Linked DNA regions of Mus musculus: region 1 is linked to region 2. A link is a loop called in an ENCODE intact Hi-C map of the cell type or tissue named here. Cell type or tissue: heart. All regions are shown on one strand. Links, peaks and the distances in the headings refer to the core of each region. The heading gives the core; the rest is flanking DNA. Region 1 has its middle 75 kb from the start of Platr6. Region 2 overlaps Sgk1 (serum/glucocorticoid regulated kinase 1).

Region 1 (11,815 bases), core at 3,714-8,713, 170 kb before region 2:
CAAGGAAACGCAGAGGGAAAGCAGGTGAGAATCTGCCTCTGCTCATAACTTTGTATGACTCTCAGTGCGCTCACTCCACCCGAAGGGCGGCCATTAACCTTGTGGCCCTCGTCAATTGTTTTGTGTAATTTTCTGCGATGCAGAGATGACAATGATATGCACAAAAATAGATTTCCAGAACCTGTGTGGGATTCTCTGTATGAAGGGTCACACATCGGTTATGTCAGCCAGTGTGGGCATGTGGATGTTAACTTTTGCTTACAAACCAATACAGTGTTATCGGCTTTCTTTCTTGGGTTGTCTCAGTCCTGCTGTCAGTCATTTTCAGTTCCCTCCTGGGTCCCCTTGGCATCTTTATATCAGGCAAGAGCATTGCTCTTGGGTTGGGCAGTAGCTGTGAGTACTTCCACACCCTGTGAGATGCTACAGCATCATCCTGTCTGTTTCTTACCTCAGTTCTAAAATTGACCATTTCTCTAAATAGTTTCAGTTCCGTTTACTGGACAATGATATTAGAAATCAAGGAAGTGCATCTTACAAGTGTGTGCACTTATACACTAATATTGCTGCATGTGTTTGTATCTGTTTTAAGCCAAACACATAATGTTGTCTCTGATTCTAACCTAGTGTCACTAGTATCAATATATTGGTGCCTTTTTGCTGTCTACAACCTTCTACTCCAGTATCGGAAAAACCTGGCTCTAAATATCCACCATCTATTTAATTACTTAGTTTTGATATGCTTCTATAATGACCTATATTTAATCACACATCTAAGGGATCTAATTATATCGACAAGGGCGCAGTACTCCCTTGTCCCTTTCATATTGTATTTTACATACATACCAGGGTTCTTAGGTTATTACCTTTACCCTACCACATTCCATACAATTTTGTAATGCATTTAGAGAATATGTCATAGCCTAGGTTTTGTCCTGAGATGTTCAAATTCTTTCAGTGATCAAAACCAAACAACAAACAAACAAGAAAACCCCAAAGCCAATCTGTGTACTTTAAGGTTTACAACATGTGTGTGTGCTCACATACACACGCATGTGTGCTGTAAAGTTCTACACCCTGCTCACGGAGCTATAGAGAAACTCCTTTATGAATGTACAGCACATTTGGACTTCCTTCCAAAAAGTACAGTATGAAAGGGGTGGGGAGAAGAGTAACTTCACAGTAGAAAACGAGGCAAACTGATGGAGGCGTCAGTCTTGTTTGGCTTAACATATATACAAACAAGTGCATATAGGCAAACTGCCTCTTCCAGGAGGTTAAGGGTCAGCATCGTGAGCCAAGTTATCCTAATGAAAAAGAATTTGCTCCGAACTGGTTATAGATGGTCGTTCGGAGCAAGTTCCTTTTCATTAGGAAACAATCCAGAAACTGCCTCACTTGGGGATCCATCCCATAAACAACCACCAAACCCAGACACTAGGCACTTGCCAACAAGAGACTACTGACAGGAGCCTGATATAGCTGTCTCCTGTGAGGCTCTGCCAGTGCCTGACAAATACAGAAGTGGATGCTCACAGTCATCCATTGGACAGAGCACAAGGCCCCCAATGAAGGAGCTAGAGAAAGTACCCAAGGAGCTAAAGGGGACTGAAGCCCCATAGAAGGAATATCAATATGAACTAACCAGTACCCCCAGAGCTCCTTGGAACTGTACCACCAATCAAAGAAAACACATGGTGGAACTTGTGGGTCTAGCTGCATATGTAGCAGAGGATGGCCTAGTCGGTCATCAATGGGAGGAGAGGCCCTTGGTCCTGTGAAGGTTCTATGCCCCAGTATAGGACAATGCCAGGACCAGGAATGGGAGTGGGTGGGTTGGGGAGCAGGGGGGGAGGAGGGGATAGGGGATTTTTGGAGGGAAAACTAGGAAAGGGGATAGATAACATTTGAAATGTAAATAAAGAAATATCTAATAAAAAATATCCCCAGGAAAAAAGAAAGAAAGAAAGAAAGAAAGAAAAAGAAAGAGAGAAAGAAAGAAAGAGAAAGGGAGAGAGAGAGAAAGAGAGAGAGAGAGAGAGAGAGAGAGAGAGAGAGAGAGAGAGAGAGAGAGAGAGAGAGAGAAAGAAAGAAAAAGAACTTGCTATAGTGACAACTCTTTATCCTGCCCTCTGGTCTCTGCAACTCATAACCCAAGGATAATCAGAATAAAAGCACTCAAGAAACCACCTTCCCCACTTAGGGACTTATTTTTAAGTGTCAAATTTGACAACACTGCTTGTATTCTTATGTTAATATTGGGCCCCAGAGAGAAGAAAGACTCTGAGGAACCCTGCTCCCAAGTTATTTCTGATTGGTAAATAAAGATGCCAACAGCCAATAGCTGGACAGAAGAGACATGGGTGGGGTTTAGGTTTCGAAGGCTTGGGGTCTGGGGAGAACCACAAGGGAGGAGAAGGTGCAGGAGGAGGAAGCCAAAGCCACTATAGGTTAGGAGTCAAGAAAACATGGCCTCAATAAGTAGTAACTTGGGGTTATCGATAGGAAATAGATTCTAATAGCAGAGAGGGTAAATATCTGTCCAACTATTGTGCTGTTTAAGGCTTATTGTAAATATAAAAGGGGTGTGTGTGTGTGTGTGTGTGTGTGTGTGTGTGTTTTCCAGGAACTAAATGGAAAAAGGCAGGGTAGAAACCCTGGGTCAGGACTAAATAATTTCTACAACAGCACCCTGACTAAGTCCTGGAAAGAAAGGGGACAAAGGTAAAATCTGCGTGGATTTGAATACAGGAGACACTCGTGTTCTCACTGTGGTCCGTGTGCATCTGGGTACAGGACAGACTCATGTTCTCACTGTGATCTGTGCCACGACAGAAATAAGAAAAAAATTGGACCTGTGAGTCATGGGGGCTTCTTTCTTACTTCCCTGTAAGTTTAAAAGTTCCCTAGAAGAGTTTATTTTAAAAGAAGAAAACTGAAAAATTAGATATTATACTTTAAGAGGGAGAATAAAAACCTTGCAAGCTTGAGGAAAAGAACATGGGGTACTGCTTCATTTGAACTGCAAGGTGGATTTTCCCTCCTAGGAAATCTCATAGGAACCTTGTTTTCTTTTTTTTTCATTTTATAAGTAGGGCACTTCCTATGCATCCAGCAAGAAGGAGTGGCCCAGAGGACCTGTCTCTGAATATGTGTGTGGAGCGGCTTTTTCAATCAAGGGTGAGATGATGACCCCAAAACCTTATTTTAAAGGCTAATGAGTATTCATTTAGCTGAAAACTGTTATATTCTGGAATATGTCTGGGTTTCATAATAAGTAACTATAAATTCCCACCTATCTGTCTGTTGTCTTGTCTCTGGACGAAATTAGCCATAGTTGAAGAAAAAAAATTGTGGACTTCCCTCAAAAACCTCTTCAAATGACTTATTTATTATGATTATTATGTACACAATGCATTGATATTGTACATATAGGCACATCTAAAACATAAAATGTGTGTATATATTTATAAAACGTATGATTTGAACCATTTGCAGTGGCATTAAGCACATTTACAGTGAAGAGCCAGCCATGTAAAATTATAGCCATTCACATCTCCTTTGTATACTGACAGGCAGAAGTATTAGGTCTACTTGTGACTACCTTGCATACTAGGTTTCCATGGTGCAATTATTTTTTATTATTAAACTTCCCTGGCGTGTCATTCTTGACTACAGTTAGCCTTGGTGCCTGTCATTCAGTGTCGAGTGATGTGTAAGCATGTTATAGATAAGTCAGTGAACCGAGTGGCTCTGGAGATCCCGAGTCTCCAGAGGGTTTCCAGGATGTCGGTTTCTCTCTGCCTCCCTCTGCCTGACTTCACAGCCGAAACAGAGCCCGTGTTGTCCCTGCAATAATTCCTGTGCTTTCATCTTCTTTCCATTGTTGACGTGGGAACTATGAATCACAAACACACACACACACACAAACATTTCTGGAAGGGTACCCGGATTTTCGTGTTATGCAGGGTCTGGCGTTCAGCGGTGGAAGTCGACCATGGCACCAAACATCATCCACTTGTGACTGACCTCACTCAAGCCCCAAGAAAACTCATCTCCATATCTCTTCCGTTAGGTCCCCTGAGCAAAAGCAGATCTCTGAATGGTTGGTAATGGTTAAAGGCCACAGTCCTGTCATTATGTACACAGGAGTAATGTTGTGTGATCACACTGCAGAGGAATATTAGTGTTATGTGAAAACAGATGAGTAAATAGGCTTGGTGCTGTGGCCTGTGTGGTGGCCCCACAAAAGTTGCACACTGAAGTTTTAACCCTCAATACCTTGGTATAAGGTTATCTGGTAATTCTTAATTAAGGGTAAAGGTAATTAGAGGGATAATGTAATTAAATTAAAGTGAGTTTATTAGGGGAGACCTTTATGCAAAATGGCATCTGTTAAAGATGGGATCTAGGCTTGTCACATAGAAGGAAGACAGGGTGAGGGTCTAAGGCAGTGGCTCTCAGCCTCCCTAATGCTACGACCCTTTAATACAGTTTCTCATGTTGTAGTGACCCTAACCATTAATATATTTTTCTTGCTCCTTTGTAACTATAATTTTGCTACTGTTATGAATTAAAATGTAAACATCTGATATTTCCTATGGTCTTAGGCAATCCTTGTAAGAGGGCTACTCACCCCCCACACACACACACAAGGGGTCGAGACCCACAGGTCGGTTAACACTGGTGTAAGGGGGAGAAAAACCATCCAAATGCCTAATGCCAAGGAGAGGGGTCTCAGGAGAAATCAAGCCAGCTAATACGTTGATCTTACTCTTCCCGCCCCCAGAACAAGGAAGGGCTACGTATATTCTTGTTTCAGAAGTCTTGTGTGTTCTTCTTGGCTATAGCAGCCTGGAAATGAAAGGAGTTTCCTTTCTTCACAATACAATATTGCTTTGCTTTGCTTTACTCTGCCGGAGACTCCTGAGTATTTTCACTGGGCAGCTCCTAGAATTAGCATTCTTGGGCAGGCCATTAGGCACTTGCAATGTGGCTTGTCTCAACAGAGTGTTAGTCCAGGGATCAAGCTTACTGTGTTTCAAAGACAGTATAAAAAGAAGAAGGAGCACATTATCATGATTTTATGTTAGATATATGCGAAAATGAAGTTATTTCTGATATATGAATATAACTGAAGTGAAGTATTAGTTTTACCTCTTCTCCTTTACTCTTTTACCTTACTCCTTTTCCTTCTCCCCCTCCTCCTTTTCCTCCTCCTCCTCCTTCTCCCCCTCTTCCTCCTCCTTCTTCTTGTTCTTCTTGTCTTTTTGAAATAGAGTCACTATGTAGTCTGGTCTCAAGCTCAAACTTGAAATCCTCCTGCCTCAGCCTCTTGAAGCTAGAATTGCAGATGAGTGTCATGTTTTCGGCTCTTTGGATGAGGCCGCTAGTAAATTTTAAATTCCCCGCTGTGGTTTGCACTCCATCTCTGTTGGCCAGACACAGCTAGAGCACAGCGTGGGATGTAAGACCTCCCTGACCTGGCATCTCGTGATTGCCATCTCATCTAAAATCACCATGGAAACTAACCTCAGGGTGTTTCTGGGCAGAATTTTTCAGATTAGGTTAATTGGGGTAGGAAGAAGCACCCTAGGTGTGAATGGTGCCATTCCATGGGATGGGGCCCCAGGCTGAATAAAAGGGGAGAAAGTGAGCTGAAAATAATCACACTTTGCTTCCTGACTGCAGATACCATATGACCATCAGCGACTTCCCACTCCTGCTTCTACACCCCTCTTCCCATGATGAATGTATGCCCTTGAACTATAAGGCAAAATAAACTCACCTTCTCTTCTCTCCTTCTGTCTGTCCTTCCATCCTTTCTCTCTCCCTCCCTTCTGTTCTTCCTCCCTCCCTCCCTCCCTCCCTCTCTCCCTCCCTCCCTCCCTCCCTCCCTCCCTCCCTCCCTCCCTCCCTCCCTCCCTTCCTTCCTTTGCCTCTTGTCATGCATTTTGTCACAGGAGTGAGAAGTCACTAATACACCCACCCTCTCAACCACCAGCAACAACAGATTGATCTTTCTATTTCATCCCGACCCCTGGACTGACCTAAGTCAACCCCTATTCAGCCTTCATGTGTCAGTCACCTATCACAACAGGAAGATTATGGGCCCATCTAGGCACGCCCACTGTTTGGCTAGACTAGGTGCCCTTCCTCCACATACCTGTAATTTCCCATGTATCCCTATAGCTTGAATCACAGCATGGTTTAACAAGCATATGCTATCTCCCTGTCCTCTGACATGTGAACACCTTGAGGGCCTCTTATTCGTATGAATACCACAACACCTGGCCCATTCGGTCCTTAATAAATGCCTTGTGGATGAGGGAGTGCTTTCAGGGTGAGGTGGACACGGTTTCTGCCACAAGGCCAGAGGAGATGCTGCCAGACTGAGCCAAGGAGATAGAAGGCAGGGCTCAGTAAGCAGAACTCATGAGCCTCGACGAGGGAGAGGGGAGGAGTCAGCGATGCTCCCAGATTCTAGCCAGGCGACATGTTTTCAACACATAGATTATTTTCTTGACATCCTTTTTTCATCGAAGCACAAGCTAAATAATTAATTTTTACTCTGAGCATCTACGCTTCTCAAAAAGAAGCGTTTCATCCCTAGAACCTCACTGCTTCCTACAACACCGCCTTGGCCATCGTCTTAGAGGACAGGCTGGCTTTGTGCTTGGGCTGCTACTGGACAGACTGCAGGGAGCCTTGCTTCCTGACATGAAGTGCATATCCAGCAGGTGCCTCCTGCTCCTCACTTAACACAACAGCATCTGCCAGGACAATCATTTTGCCGTATTTGGAGACAGGAAAACGATGAGTCACCTTAAGTCAAAGAAAGTCCTTAGAAAAGAAGATTCATCGCCAAGTTCTATGACTTCATTCTATATTCCTTCCACCAGATGACATCTGCCCCAAGGGACCAAACAAAGGAAAGCTGAACAAACAGATTGGTTTCTTCTACTCCACCACCACCACCACCACCACCACCACCACCACCACCCTGGGTTTTCTGCCTCTGCTTATCATTTTTATGACCCAGAGACAGTTGTGAAGAATACAAGCAGTAAACAGCATGAGTAAGAGAGAGGGTGACAGAGGGGTAGAAGGAAGTATTCATCAAATGACTACTGGAGAGGAGACGGGGCAGGGTGACATTTGCGTGCTGATGAAATCACTCACGGTGAGCACTCCGTTGGATCTCTCTCCTTACATCACTTTGCCTGTTTTCTTCTCTTCATATTTATGCCTCTTCACAGCATCATCTGAGATTATTCTGGTGATCCAGAAGGTATTTTTATAGAGTAATAATTCCATCTAGCTTCTGCATCAGATTACCAACTCCCTTGACGCAAGGACCAATTTGATCTAATACAATCCAATATATAGAGAAATATGGTTATGTAGTAATCACTGGGTATTTGGAGAATTAATAAAGTCATCGTAAAAGCCAGACATCCAGAGGAAAGTAATTTTTATGTAGAATGGTATAGTTTTAACGAAAAGTAAATTTAATTGTATGTATGAACTTTGACTCTGGCAGCCCGTGTATAGCTAATACTTCAAGGTTGATTTTGTCGTTTACTTTATTTCCTGATGATGCCAAGATTCCTACAGCCATACAAGGAAACCTTGACAAGCCCTGAACTGTATGCAGCTAATTGTAGGGGTGAAAAAGAAGGATTCTTGTAGCTAAGACACCAGTAAGGAACCACAGAAAGCCCCATTATACTTCCGTATCCGAGCAAAGGTAAACGAACAATCTGAAGAATTCTTAAGGTGTATGAGAACTCTCATTTTTTTTGAAGATTATCCTAACCATTATCCTGGAGCAAGATGGTTCAGCAGGGAAAAGAGGCTTGCCACCAAAACTCACAGTCTGAGTTCCCGAATTCAGTAGTGCCTGGAGCCAACATGGTAGAAAGAGAGAACAGACTCTTGCAAATTGCTGTCTGACCTCTATACACATGTGCCTGCCTACACACACACACACACACAATTAATTTATTAAAATACTAACCATGGGTACATTTTTTACCCTGATTCAAGATCACATTAGTCCAATGGCAAGCAAGCCTATCTTTGTGGACATTGAGCCTCATTCACTGTCTTTCCAGTCTTTTATATATTTATGTATTTATTACCATGGAGTTCTTAGCAAAGAGTGCAATTATTTCATACACATCGCATTGTTCTCCCCCGACCCCAGACTTAGAATTGTCGGTCTCCTGCACTGAATTGGACATATCTTAGAATTAGAACAGGACAGAATGTTGCCTTTCATGCATCAGGCCTTGTTAAACGAGAAGACAACTGATCTGAATAAATAAATAGACTCTGGTTTACAAAGAGGCTTGTTAGAAACTCACACCACATGAATTAGGAGCTGTCTGCATTCACACTGAGCACACAGTGCCTAATAAAGAGTGTCTCTCAGCATACATCAGCTGCCTGCCTGGCCAGGACTGCGTCCTTTCTGCTCCTTAGGAACTCCTTCATATACGGAGGTATTCACAAATACACTCACTTGGTGAACTCTCCAAATAATCTATTATCTATAGCAATTATTGATGTCTTTTTTTCCCCTTAAGTTCTACTTTGTGGTTTAATAAAAATGGCCATTCCCAATCATGAAACTTGTCTTCTGACACTATTTCCCTGGGGGCCATTAAATGACAACCCTCCACGACGTCACACAGAGGAAGAACTGTTACTGTAGGAACTGAGCATGCAAGCCAGCCTGTTTCTTCCCCACCTCTCACCCACTAGCATCATCCTTGAGGTCTTGGCAGTAAACTTTAGTCACCTTTTATCAGGCCTCTCTCTTCCTTCATCCTCACGACCAGAGTTCATAGCTCCACCAGAAAATGGCGACCCCATTCCATCTCAGTTCCCTGAATTTGGTGCAGACAACTGGGCAACTGCTTCATCAGGTGACTGGCCTCATGGAGTAGGTGGTAGCCCCTAAGTGTCATGCTCTAATTTATAGACCACAGAACATTCTGTCCATCTGGTCAGAGAAATGACTAACATTGTTGGATGTTTTTCCGACAAAGGCAAACATTCTGTCTCACTCATCCTGGAATGGAATGTGAAGCCTACGTTTCTGAGAACTTTCGCCACTGAAGTGGAAGGAGTTTATGCATCTGGTAAAAAAAAAAAAAAAAAATCGAGGTTGTGATGAGGTGTTTAGCAATGGCTGCTTGTGTTTCTGTGTGGTGTTTGTAGCACTTGGAAACTGAATTGCCTCAGGATGGAACGGTGTTGAATTCCAAGCATAATTGAGAAATGAGTTCAAAATCATCGGTGAAGACCTGGTGTTTCTTCGACCAATAATAACAATAAGGAGCAAATTGACGAAGTAGAAAGTTATGGCAGGAAAAAATGGATTTTTTCTGAAAAAAAAAAACACCCTTTTATTGACATTATAGGACAGATTTATTAGCCACTGTTAAATAAAATCAAATCTTAAAAACACATTAGTAAAATACTGTTCTAACAATTTTGTTTTTTAAGATTTTATTGTTATTATTTTAATTATGTATATATGTATGTCTTGAGCATGGGTTATGCGATGCCCACCCAACAGGATTTTGGGTCTCCAGAAACTGGAGATCAGGTGGCTGTGAGCTACTGACATTAGTACTAGGAACTGAACTTGGGGCCTCCACAATAGAAGTATGTGTTCCTAACCACTGAGCCATCTCTCCAGCCCTAACAATTCTATCCTTTTAATAAAGAGCAAAGTAACATTATCTGTAATCTAGCAACTGCTTTGATTTTTCTTGGCTGAATACTTGGATCTCTTCTCTATTGTTATGATATAGGAGAAATATCTGTCTGTATTACATTGTTTTCATCTTCTCTGGAGTCTTCAGTTGCGGGCAGTATATCTTGAAAGCATGTGAAAGACCTGGGAGTATCATCACTACAAGACATCTGTCAATCACCTCTCCTTCTGCACTGACCAAGCATCATGTGAGTTAGTTACTCTGAGGGCTACAATGACCCGTGACCACCAGGACTTGAAATTGCAATGCCAGAACAGAACAAATGCATAAAAACTAGTTATCAACAGATCAATGTATCCTAGACACATCCACACTTAAATGACAGGTGATAGAAGTAATCCAAAGACAAGGCCCCACTCCCTGCCCTGCCCCCACTCTCAGATCCAAGCCACTTGCTGTCTCCAGGGAGACAAACCGAGCTGTCCATGGAACTGTACTAAAGAGAGCTGTGTCGGACTCTACAGAGGTTAGGATTCTCTTCTTGTAAATCTCCCCTTCACACGTCTGACAGTTTGTCCTACCATAGAGTAAAGGACAAATTTCAGGAAATGATATAGGCTTGAAGCCCCGTGGAAACTCTTTAGGAGAAACCAGTGACAGCCACCACATCACAACGGCAGCTGCAAAGTGTTAGCCTGGTAGTACAGTGCATCGTGTGAGCGCAACTCAGGTACGGGTTGAACATTCTTAATCTAAAATGTGCCAGAAGCTAGACGTTTCTGAGCGCTGATATGATTCCACACCTGACTTCACGTGACAGGCTGCAATCTACAAAACACAGGTGCTCCGAAAGCAGTATTTAATATTACCTTCAGGCGAGGTGTAGAAGGTATACACGAAACACAGGTGAATTCCATGCTTAGAGGTATGCCCTATTGCCAAGATATTTCATGTGCATTTGCAAATAAATCTGGAACATTTCTTATTCCCATTTCTTAGGGATGGAGAAACCTCAGCTTCTGCTTTATGCTTCAGATGGACAGAGGAGGACTGGAGGGGAGGGAACATCTGTGAGGACTAGGACAGCTCTCCCAGGACCTAGTCACTGATCCACTCATTTGTCAACACAAGCCTGCACTGAGTGTCAAACCCTGATGTTCCCTTGGTACAGGAGACAGGCAGGGGAAAGAACACACCACACTGCCCCCAGGAACCCCCGTCTCATGCGAAAGACAGTCCAGTGTGACAAATAAGGGATGGAACGGGGAGCCCAGACAGGCACAAAGGGAGGGCTGACCTATTTGGAATACCATGGATACTACTTAACCTTCTGGCTCTCTCAAGAAAGTATCTGTAAGCCTAACATGAAAAACAGAGAGAAGCAGATTGTACATGGGGCAGAGCACAGAGCAGACAGAAGGAGGAAATTGACCAGCGGGACCAGAGGCAGCAGGTTAGCAAGCCTGGAGCAGTCATCTCAAGACTAACTACTCCAGGGGCAGTATTCAACCTATCACCTTAGCCAGAGACCGACGCAGAGCCCCGGAGCTTCAAAGGTCCATCGTAGCCATGGGATGTAGGCCTGCCTCATTGATGCTTCAAAGGTCCATCATAGCCATGGGATGTAGGCCTGCCTCATTGATGCTTCAAAGGTCCATCATAGCCATGGGATGTAGGCCTGCCTCATTGATGCTTCTGAATTGGGAAGAAGAACCAGAACAACCTGTTGGGGGGCTTCAACTTTGGGGGGCTTCATTCATAGGATGCCTGGTATCTGGACACTCCCCTCCCCATCCCCGTAGCTCCTCCACCATGCTTGCCTTGGCAATTGCCATAGTCAATGTCTCTCCTTCTTCTATTAGAGAGAGAGAGAGAGAGAGGTAACTTACACACTTTGGCTTTCCTGAAGAACTCAGCCAGTGTCTCTATGTATTCATTTGGCCATGCTCACACAAGACTTTGCAAAGTGGCCCCACTGAGATTTAGACTTCAGTCCATGTTGTGGTGAGGGGAGAGGGAAGGGAAAGGGGAAGGGGAAGGAGAGAGAATGAATTTAGAAAATTGTAACTAGCAACTTACAATGT
Region 2 (11,815 bases), core at 4,649-9,648:
CATTTTACAAATTACAAAAAAAAAAAAAAAGTAGAAGAATTTAAGGGATAGAGCTAAGTGTAATTTTATGTTAGTTGGTTTTTGGTTTTTGGCTTTTGGTTTTGGTTTTGGTTTTTTTTTTTTTTTTTTTTTTTTTGGCTGTCCTGGAACTCACTCTGTAGAGCAGGCTGGCCTCGAACTCAGAAATTCGCCTTCCTCTGCCTCCCAAGTGCTGGGATTAAAGGTGTGTGCCACCACACCCGGCTCTTGATTTTTTTTTTTTTTTAAATACATTGTTTCACCTTTTTCTCAAAGTTTATAGTTTTTGCTGGGACTGTGTACTAAAGTGATAATAGAATTTAATTTGTCAAGGATCCTCTCCAGAAACTGTTCTATAGAGAAAAGGGTCTAGAAAAACTAAGAGGGATTTGGGAAAAGACAAGATGTAGTAAGCAGGCATGTATGTATGTATGCATGCATGTGCATGTTGACATGGGCTCTCACTATGGAAGCCCAGCTGGGAGCCTGGAACTCACAGTAGAGCCCAGACTGTCTTGCTGTAGCTTCCTGAGGGCTGGAATTATAGGTGTGAACCATCATAACCAGCTGGAATTACAGGTGTGAACCATCATAACCAGCTGGAATTACAGGTGTGAACCATCATAACCAGCTGCAGTAATTTATTAAAGTAATATTTTTGTCAAAGTCATTAATTCTAAAATTTGCCTTTAGAGATCTGGCAAGACCCTTCCTCAGATTTTTAAAGGAGTTGTCAGGTTAGGAAGTGCTGGCTGCCGGCAGCTCCTTACCACTTCTAAGTCACAGGAAGCCAACCGCTTTCCATTCATTCGGCTTCTGCGGAGAATCTAGGATAACTCCTAAATTTCCCTGTGACACATATCTGCTGATGATGTCCAGAGTAAGTCAATGTTCCAATTTTCACTTGTCACAGACATCAGATTCCTTTGTCTTTGAGAGGTAGATGTAACAAAAGGCTTCTAGGTAAGATTGTAGCAAACCTCAGTCTGTAAAACACCATCTCTTAGAACAGCAATTCTCAGCTGCTTTAACACAGCACCTCACGTTGCGGTGACCCCCAACCATAAACTTATGTCATTGCTACTTCATAACTGTAGTTTTGCTACTGTTATGAATCCTAATTTAAATATCTGTTTTTTTTTTTTCTGATGGTTTTAGGGGAACCCCTGTGAAAGGGTCATTTGACATCCCAAGGGGTCGGAGACCCTCGGGTTGAGACCTGCTGTCTTCAAAGCATCATCTGAAATCAGGAATCTACTGATGTCCTGGGAGAGGCTCAGCTCTCTTCTATGAAGATCAAATTCCCGTACTAAGTTAGACTTCCAGCCACCCATATGAGAATATATTAACTCTCTTTCAAGTCCAGCCAGATTCCATGGCCTGTTATCTATAATTCTAATTTATTTTTCCAATGTCCCTGAACCTTGACAGCTATAAATACACAAGTTAGTCACCATAAACATGTGTCTTTTTCCCCAATGGATATTTCCTGTTGTTTTCCCCTGGGTGGATGTTTAAATGATGATTTCAGTAGGTTCAGAAGATTTCTATGTGAAGAATGTGACACCTTTGGGAGGGATAGAGAAGCGGGCGATAGGTGGCTCCCTACTTGGAGGAATACAGGTTACAGGGCTTTGCAGATTAGAAAATGCTAAAATGTATTAGCTTGGGAGGGTCAGAGCCAAAAAATTAAGGATAGAAATTGATGACAGCTTGCTTCTTGGCTTCAAATTGCATGAATCAGCAGCTCTGAATTATTTTTAGAACAGGTGAAATCTGACCTGAGCATGAAGCCAGGCCTTTCAGGTAGAGAGATCACAATATACTGTGACCAGAAACTGGGATGCGGTCTCCCTCAGGTCTTTCAGGTAGAGAGATCCCAAAACAATACCCTGCAACCAGACTCTGGGATGTAGAATCTCTCCGCTACCCACCTCAAAGGACCTTGATAGTTCTTAAAAAACTACTTCAAAGTTTCTGTTGTGGGTTTGACACTGCTACTGACCGGTAACCAGGTGATCACATATACTGTATACGTGGTATTTAGGGGAAGGTGCCAGTGACACAGAAGAGCATATCACTTCTTATTCTTTGGGGACCCACAGAGTCTTCCTAGAAGAACAGGAATCTAAACCAAGGAGTGGGGTTTGCTAAAGAAGACAACCTCACAGCTGGGGCATGTCAGCCAGGGCCAGGGTCTGGAATGATATGGTGACTGGAACAAGCAAGGTATAGCTCTGTGGAAAACAGAATTCAGATCACTGAGCGTTTTTAAATGGCATCTTACATAATTCATCAATCCTCGGAAAATGAGGGTCTACTTTGACTCAGTCACAGAAGTGATACACAGGTAGAAATAGAGAATAGTCAAGAAAAAAGAGGTAAATTTCTGACATTCCCTCACTAGAGACAGGTAACTTGTCTTGTTCTTGTTTTAAATTTCATGTGCATTGGTGTTTTGCATGCATGTGTGCCTGTGTGAGGTTATTGCAGCCTCTGAACTTGTGGACAACTGTGAACTGCTATGTGGGGTTCTGGGAATTGAACCTGGCTCCTCTGGAAGAGTAGCTGGTGCTCTTAACCACTGAGCCATCTCTCCAGTCTCCTGGGACTTTTTGTATGGAAGTCAGAGAACAACTTTCGGGGAGTCTGTTCTCTTTTTCAAATGACTCGGGTCACCAGGTTTAGGGCTTATAACAATGACAAGAGTTCTCAGTCCCAAAACAGGACACGGGATTACAAGATGAGCATGAATGTGAAGCCTGAACAAACTTTTACTTACCAAATTTGTTCCTATACATTACATAAGGAAGCAGGTAAAAATCAAGAGGTGGCGGGGTCGCTTTGACCAGAGCTTGTGAATTCTTTTTGCTGAAGCTAGTTACCTCCAAGTAAATCAAGTATAAAATGGGCAAAGGGCAGATGTTTCCAAGATCCTTCTGGTTTTATTGTAGTTATTGACTATTTAAGATTTCATTTTTTAAAAGATAATTTATTTCATGTATAGGAGTACACTGTCACTGTCTTCAGACACACCAGAAGAAAGTATCAGAGATGGTTGTGAGCCACCATGGGAATCGAACTCAGAACCTCTGGAAGAGTAGTTAGTGCTCTTAGCCACTGAACTATCTCTCTAGCTCTGAGATTTCATTTTTAGGGAGAGGGAGGGGGCAGGGAGAGAGGGAGAGCTACATGTGGGTACCCGTAGAAACCAGAGACATTGGATTCCCTTAGAACTGGGGTTGTAAGCAACTGTGTGTGAGCTACTTGACATGGACAGTGAAAATGGAAGAACAACAGTATATGCTCTTAACTGCTGAGCCATTTCTCCAGCTCCACCCCCTTTCTTCTTCCTCTTCTTCTTTTTTCTCTGTATAGCCCTGGCTGCCCTGGAACTCACAGAGATCCCCCTGCCTCTGGCAAGCTGGGATCAAAGGCGTGTAGCACTATGCCCAACTCATTTGTTTTTGAGACAAGGTCTCATGTATCCCAGGCTGGCCTCAAACTTCCTATATAGCCAAGGCTGTCCTTCTGACTCTACCTCCATGTGCTAGGATTCCTGGGAAGTATAGGCACACCCATTTTTTGTGTTTCTGGGGTCGAATCCAGGTCTTTGTTCCTATATAGCCTTTGTTCCTTCTATAGCCTGATTCACATCTTCAGCCATAAGGACTCTCCATCCACTCAAACTGACTCTTTATCAGGATGGAATGTGGCCAGGTGGGTGGGTTTTGTCTGTAATCTCAGCATTCAAGACACTGAAAGAGGAAGATTGTGGCAAGCATGAGGGCTACAGAGTAAGTTTCAGGCCTCTCTAAACTACAAAGCAAAAGCTTGTATCAAAAATCCAAATTTAAAAGCCAGAGGAGATCTCTGAGTTTAAGGCCAGCCTGGTCTAAAAGAGCAAGTTCCTGAACCACCAAGGCTACACAGAGAAATCCTGTCTCAAAAAACAAAAATTGACAATCTCTGCTGGGTGGAGGTAACATATTCCTTTAATCCCAGCACTCAGAAGGCAGATGCAGGCAGTTCTCTGTGGGTTTGAGGCCAGCCTGGTATATAGAGTTTCAGAAAAGCCAGGACTACCTAGGAAAACCTTGTCCCAACAAACCTAAAACAAAACAAAATCCAAATTGATCCAGTAATGTGGCTCAGTGTTTAGGATACTTGCTGACAATCCAGAGAACCTGGATTGAGTTCTTTGTTCAATCCCTTCTGGAAGGAGAGAATTGACTTCCAAAAGTTGTCCTCTTACCTACACACACACACATACACACACACACACACACACACACACATACACACACTCACATATACACATGCGCTTGCATGCACATACACTTGCACACACACACACACATACACAGATACTCATACATACACATGCATTTATACACAAATACACACACACATACATATGCCCTCACATGCACATACACACCCATACACATATACACACACAATACACTCATACACACACTAAATAAATGTAAAGAAAAACAGTAATGAAAAAAAATTGAATATGCTAGCATTAAAGACTGGCTTTGGACAAATCTGTTTATACTATACCTTTATTTATTTATTTATTTATTGTTTTTCGAGACAGGGTTTCTCTGTATAGCCCTGGCTGTCCTGGAGCTCACTTTGTAGACCAGGCTGGCCTCGAACTCAGAAATCCGCCTGCCTCTGCCTCCCGAGTGCTGGGATTAAAGGCGTGTGCCACCACGCCCGGCTATACTATACCTTCTTGACCCTCTGTTTCTAATTTCCTTCTTAGTGAAATCCTAGCAGTTCTGAGGACTCAGTTGTTTATCAAAGTTAGCTGCAAAAGTCACGGGCCCATTTCACAGATTGAGTCTAAAATGTATGAACACCATGAAGTGCTTTAATGACTGGGTCATGGCTATTATAGATAACAGTATTTATTAAGATAAGTCCGAAATACCAGTGATAAATATATTAACAAACAAAAATGCTCCTTTCTGTTTACAAATGCCAGGCTGAAAGTATCTGTAACAGCAATACTGGATTTAATTGTGTGACGTAAACTTGGCACTGACTTCTGTGCTGGTAAGGAAGAAGAGTAGGTCAGGGTCATGACTCAAGTGTCTTCTGCATATACATCCCTGTAGTGCCTGCTGCCCAATCACTTAAGTTACACGCAGTCTTATCTAAACAAAAATAAACGCATTACTAATCTCAGGCATGAAAACCAACCACCCAGGCTAATAGGGCTCACTTCCTCCTTGTGACACGGACCAGGCCTTTGATTAATAAGTGTGTGCTTTTTTCTGTTCAACGTCTCAGAAGTGGTAGATGCCATTGTGAGGCTTGTGTTTGTGACTCTGCATAGGCAGATTTCAAAGCCTGGGCCCCTGTGATGAGCAGGGGTAGTTTTTGAGGGGGGAAATCCCGGCTTCTTAATTGTCACCCAGCAAGTTTCATCTAAAGAGGAATTTCCTCACTGTGGCGCTGACGACTTTGTTTCCTTACTTTACACAGCTTACAATAAAAAGTGTTCTCAAAACAGCTACCCTGTCCTTGTGACTCTGTAGGGCGGGGAAGGACAAAACCAGGGTGCTGACTGAGGACTGGGCAGGGCAGCAACACTTTGACCAGTCTGACGTTTCACCAGACACATTGCCTGCTATTGCATTACCAAGTATCTTTGTTTTTGAGACAGTGTCTCATTATGTATCCATGGCTTGTTTTCATGCTAGGTAGACCACGGTCTTGAACTCATGACATCTGCCTACCTCTGAATACTGAGATTAAAGGTATGCTACTATACCTAGTATAATTTATTTTAAGGTTAGAAATGTAGCTTAGTTGGTAAGGGGCCTTTATAGAATCTATAATGCCCTGGGTTCAATTCCCAGCACCATATAAAACCAGGCATGGCAATGGATGACTATTTTCCAACATGAGATTGTATAAATAAACACAGAAATAATACACGAGTCATCCAAATAAATACAAAAAAGACACTGGGCCTTGTATACGTCAAGTTTATATTTACGAGTTAACTTCTTGAGTTTTTCATTTATAAGATTAATAATAAAATCTTAAAGTGTTGCTGTGAGGCTTAGGTGAGATGTCTGGATATTGATTTGACTTCTTTCTGCTTTTATTCATCATATAGGTCTTCCTCAGCTTCTTTGTCATAAATGAATAAAAAATAAATAAAAGTAAACCAAACCAAACCAAACCAAAAAACCAAATAGGCCTATCATGAATAGAACAAGGCAGATCCAAGCTGTGGGCACAGAGCTCTGCCTACTGCTGTCCCTCCCCACCCCCGTCCTGTGTTTCACTGGATAGGTTTGTTACCCCCCCCCCCACTCCCCCCCCCCAGACTTGTGTTCTGGGTCTTTTTTGCTCAGCAAATACAGAATCAAAACAAGGAAGGAGAAATTCAAAGTAACCGAATGCCTGAGTGAGCTGATGCTGTGCAATATTTACACAAGAGAGGTTTGTTTTTTTAACCAATCAAGGCTCTTATTTCTAGACACTGATGTCATTTAGTTAACCCCGTGTGTTTTAGTTGAGGTTTCTATTGCTGCAATGAAAACACCATGACCAAAAAAGTAAGTTGGGGAGGAAAGGGTTTATTCAGCTTACATTTTCATCATGAAAGGAAATCAGGGCAGAAGCTCAAACAGGGCAGGAACCTGGAAGCAGGAGCTGATGCAGAGGCTATGGAAGGAATGCTGCTCACTGGATTGCTCTCCATGACTTGCTCAGCCTGCTTTGTTATAGAACTGAAGACCACAAGCCCAGGGATAGCACCACCCAAGATGGGCTGGGCCTCCCCAACAATCATTAATTAAGAAAATGCCTTATAGCTGGATCTAATGGAAGCATCTTCTCAGTTAAGGTTCCCTCCTTTCAGCTAACTCATTTGTGTGTCAATAAAATCAGCTATCACAACTGGCCCCTTGTCAACTTGACACACAAACACATCACTATTAAGCCCCAACCCTTCCTTTGTTATTGATCCCCAGGATTTCACATTAAAAACATAAATAATTTTATAAGTCCCCCAATCCTTACAAATTCAAGCACATTAAAATTTCAGGTCCTCATTTTCCCCTCTTGCCTTACCAGTAGCTCTGCACTGGGACTGTGTGGTTGGGTGACTGTTTGGTGGCAGTGGCATGTTCCCAGACACCATGGGTGGCTCAGTAGCCAGGCACTGTGCCCTTCACCCTGGAGCACCAGTCTTTCTCCCAGATGAGAAATGGCAGCATATTTCAGCATTTCGCCATGTTCCGATTTATGCAGAGAAGGGTGCATTTCACATGATGTTTGAGGGTCTGCACTGTTCACATGCAAAACTGGAAATTGCTGCAAAGAACCCTTTAAATTCAGCTAAGCAAGATATGAAAAAAAAAAATCCCATTTTAAATTTGTTGCCTTGTGAAGAATACGCCTGAACAGAGGAAGACCCAGGACTCAGTGGCAAACATTCTGGCTGCTGCCATGGCAATGACCCAACTGACACTTGTGAAATTGTAAGCCAGGTGTGTGCAAGAATGTTCAAGAGGGGAAAACGATCACAAGGAACGTTCTGGGCATATTGGCCATGATTGCTGGGCGCAGCCCTGACTGGAAAGTCATTGCCGTTGATGGGGATGACCCAGACGCAGCCAGCTATGACGATGCTTCTGATGTTCCGGCTACTTAGAAGCTACTACGTACAGCCTGGTTTGGGGGGTGTAAAATTCCTGACAGAGAACCAGACAGGTTTACATTCAGTGCAGAATGTAAAGTCATGGATTTTGTAATTGACATTATTTAAAGTGCTCATGACTACTAGAAAGCATCAGTGAGTACGAAAACGGATGGAAGTGGGAATTAGCTGTGTGAAGACCGCGGTGTCAGAGAGCCACTTTATATGCAGTCCTGATGCCGCTGAAGCCATTGTGGATACTTTTACACAGCCATGTGAGTCTGCTGGCTCACGACTGACAGATGTGGATAAGTAGTTCCAGCACCAGAGTAAAACATGACAAGTTTCCCCTGGAATGCAAACTGAAACCACTGTGTTCTGTTCACCTGGAAGCAGTAGTTGCGGAAGTAAAAGTAGCTTTTCAAGGCTTTAAAGGTCTATAACTCACCTAACGAAGCAGACTCTGCGACGAATGTATAAGGCTAGCCATCCAGACACTTGACATCCGAACAGCTCTCTAGCCCTATGTGACACGGAAGTCGCTTGAGCATAGATGTGTTAGGTGAACACATATTGGGTGAGTACGTTTTCTGTGTTAGAAAATAAAATTATTTTGCTGAAAAAAATCTCTCTCTGAAAATCCACAATCTCTTTCAAAAAAAAAAAATCAGTCTTTCAGCTGTGGCAAGAATCAAAATTAAATTAAATATCTTCCTCAAGAAAGAAGAATCAGGAAACAGTTAGAATCTGAACTAAGCAACACAAGGCAAAACTCCAACAGTATAAATAACTCAGTGTCCAGTTATCTGGGATTCATTCACGATCTCTCGGCCTCTTTCAAGGAGCTCTGCCCTCTGTAGCACACACAGCTTGTCTTCTAGGCTCTGCCTGGCTCCGCTCCACTGCTGCTGCTGTTCTTGGTGATCATCCCATGGTACTGGCATCTCCAAAACTCTGGGGTCTTCTGCTGCAACTGGACTGCACTTTCACCAATAGCTTCTCACAGGCTCTCTTCATGGTGCCAAGCCTCAACTTCTTTGCATGACCCCTTCAGTCCTGGGTTGTCACCTGTACTGAGGCTGTGCCTTCACCAACAGCCTCTCCTAACTGCTCGCAGTGCCAAACCTCAGCTGATCTCCATAACCCCTTCATGCCTTCAGAACTAGTATCGCCTGGTATGTCTTACATATTATCAAGTCTGGCTGCGTATGAAGTAAAAAACCGTGGTCGCTTCCGGATCCCAGCTTGTGTGTACTGACCCTGAACAAACACTTACCTCAAGTAATGCCTGTCTCTTCTCAATCACCACTAACTTTTTTTTTTTTTTTTTTTTTTTTTTTGGAGACAGGGTTTCTCTGTGTAGCCCTGGCTGTCCTGAAACTCACTCTGTAGACCAGGCTGGCCTCAAACTCAGAAATCCACCTGCTTCTGCTTCCCAAGTGCTGGGATTAAAGTCGTGTGCCACCACTGCCCGGCCACCTCTAGCTTCTTAGCTCCAGCTAGCCAGTATCTATTGTCCCAGGTTTCACTTCAATGTTGCCAATCTTTTGCTAATTATGGCTGAGTCTTCAGCTCCAGCTGACACGCGTGACAGAATCTCACGTTAAAATAGCAAATGCCCGTGATAGAGTCTTTAAACTTCCCTCTGAAACTTCACAAGCCAGGCCTCCATCTTCTGCATTGCTCTCATCATTATCCTCCAAACTCCTACAGAACAGCTTACCAAGCTCTCAGCACTCAATGGCTTTTCTAGCCTAAAGTTCCAAAATTCCCCCCAAGACAGGATCAAGTCTATTGCAGCCATACCCAACAACCCTGGTACCAGCTTGTTTTTGTTAAGGTTTTCATTGCTGCGACGGAACACCATGACCAAAAAGTACGTTGAGAAGAAAAGGTTTCTTTGGCTCACACTTCCACATCACCGTTCATCATCAAGGGAAACCAGGACAGGAACGCAAATAGGGCAGGAACCTGGAGGCGGAGCTGATGCAGAGACCCACAGAGGAGTGCTGCTTACTGACTTGCTCCTCATGGTTTGCTCAGCCTGCTTTCTTATAGAACCCAGGACCACCAGCCCAGGGATGGACCCCACAATGGGCTGGACTCTCCCCTATTGATCTCTAATTGGGAAAATTGCTTACAGCTGTATCTTATGGAGATATCTTTTCAATTGTGATTCCCTCCTTTCAGATAACTTGTTTGTCTGTTAAGCTGACCTATGACTAGCCAACACACTGTCTCACAAAAGCAAATACCCACAAAAGAAAATAATGAACTTCCCTTACACTCACATGTATAGGTAAACACGCACTAGGGTAATTATCACTTATAGATTAATGAGACTATTTTAAACATCTTTTGTTGTTGTTGTTGTTGTTGTTGTTGTTCTGCAATAGGGTTTCATACAGCCCAGGTTAGCCCTAAACTCTCAATTTACAAGAGGCTGCCTTGAATGGTGATCCTCCTGCCTGTCTCCAATTCTGGAATTACAGACTATGACATCATGCCCAAGTTTGCTGAGCTTTCTGAGAATAAGCCTGTTTATATCGTTGATTAGGTCAGAAGTAATGAACAGTATAGATGGGAAAACCACTGATAATTTGGTTTCTGCAAGGATCATGCTATAAAACTATAAGACACAATGAAATGTTTCTGAGTCTCATAATGAATCGTTCCAGCTATAATTTGATCATTTATTTTTAATATGCCTTCATCCCAGATAATTTAGCAATAAAACTTAATCTTTAGAACATTAAAAATGATATTTAAAAAGAAATGTTGGGGAGGGGGCTGAGGGGCTGTCATGTAGCTCAGATGGTCTGGAAGTCAATAGCTGAGGGTAGCCTTGAACTGGCTTTCCTTCTAAGTGCTGCATTTTACTTTCTCATCAATGCATAATTGTATATTAATCCATCATTATCAATTCCATATTTCACATATTCATATATAGAGACCGAAAAATAAAAAAAAAACATTTTACATTTCCATTGAATTCCACACAGATGAGATAAGAAGACTAGAAAGGACTCACATTTTTCAAGGTGTCCAGCCTTTTCATTTTGGATTAAAAACCAACCAGACACCTAAGGTCAGGAGAAGTCCATAACCAACAGAAATTATAAAAAGAGCAGCATTTTAAAATGAAGGCAGCATGCTGTTCCTAGGCAGTTTCCGAAAGTAATTGATTTCGTGTTTCTTATCTGCAGGTCGGTGGTGGTTTTGGAACCTTGGTCAGCCAGTGAACACTTTTGCACATGTATTTCTTTGAATCCTTTACCAGCTGAGAGGCTGATGTTTTATCAGAGGGAAGTGTAGTGGTTGCTTTTCATAGCAGCACAATACAGTGCTTTCTTTTGGGTGGGACACTCTGTCCAGATTTCCTTTGTACCAGATGGCTGCCTCCCAACACCCAAAGCTCCTGGGATCACTAGGGATCCAGATGTGCTCACTTCTGTAGCTCAACAGCTAGGAGGAGGCAGCTCCCTCCCTGCAGAGTCAGCCTTTAGACTTCATAACCATGGGTAGGCACACTTATAATGTATTTGATCATTGTTCACTTCTGATTTTGATCTGCAAAATAAGCGCCGTGTGGGGTTTTAAAATGTTTAAATTTTAAGTAGATGACTGTGGATAAGGCATTGATGAACACCTGTCAGGGACTCAATCCTGAGTCCCAGGGTTCAAGGCTTCTCCTTTCTTAATTCGCCAAACTTGTCCCTAGTTCAATTATACTGTTTCCATTTGACAAGTTAATTCATTTTGTTCGTTAGTAAGTACAATGCACTTTGATTTTAGGAAAAAAAAAAAAAAACAAACTGTGAATTCACTTCAATGTGCCCCAGATTGGATTTGTTTATTAAAGCTGGTCTGCCTTATTTCCCACTTGTACCAATTAAAAATACTAATTATTTCTGTGCTAGTATTCCAGGACCATCTTTCCACGCATGAAAGTTTTTGAAGGAATCAACATTTTAATAAAACGGACTGGTTTGGGAAATTAGTCTCATTTTAAAATGTTTTATGTCTGTTCTGGAATTCTCCTCTATTGGACGGAGTCACCAGAACCCCGTGATTTACACAGCGTGGCTGTAATTGCTTCAGGAAGGAACATGCCTCAATCTTGCT

What was found. Peaks named below come from ENCODE experiments on the same cell type or tissue, not always from the same donor. Only the 100,000 strongest peaks of a DNase experiment are listed, where the experiment ranks them.
Region 1: a loop joins it to region 2, with 6 times the contacts of the local background. A loop is called at or near these places in 4 of 42 quality-filtered maps.

The regions. Positions count from the first base shown.
Region 1 is chr10:21,776,901-21,788,715 of GRCm38, forward strand. No RefSeq gene overlaps it. Among named protein-coding and RNA genes, the nearest start is that of Platr6, 75 kb to the right of the region's middle. In heart, for the core only: a CTCF peak has its summit at 6,735; a DNase peak (open chromatin) is centred at 6,771.
Region 2 is chr10:21,941,642-21,953,456 of GRCm38, forward strand. The region is part of intron 2 of Sgk1 (serum/glucocorticoid regulated kinase 1); the gene reads left to right. It also overlaps the pseudogene Gm18511. Among named protein-coding and RNA genes, the nearest start is that of Gm46215, 65 kb to the left of the region's middle. In heart, for the core only: no CTCF peak of the experiment used is centred there; no DNase peak of the experiment used is centred there.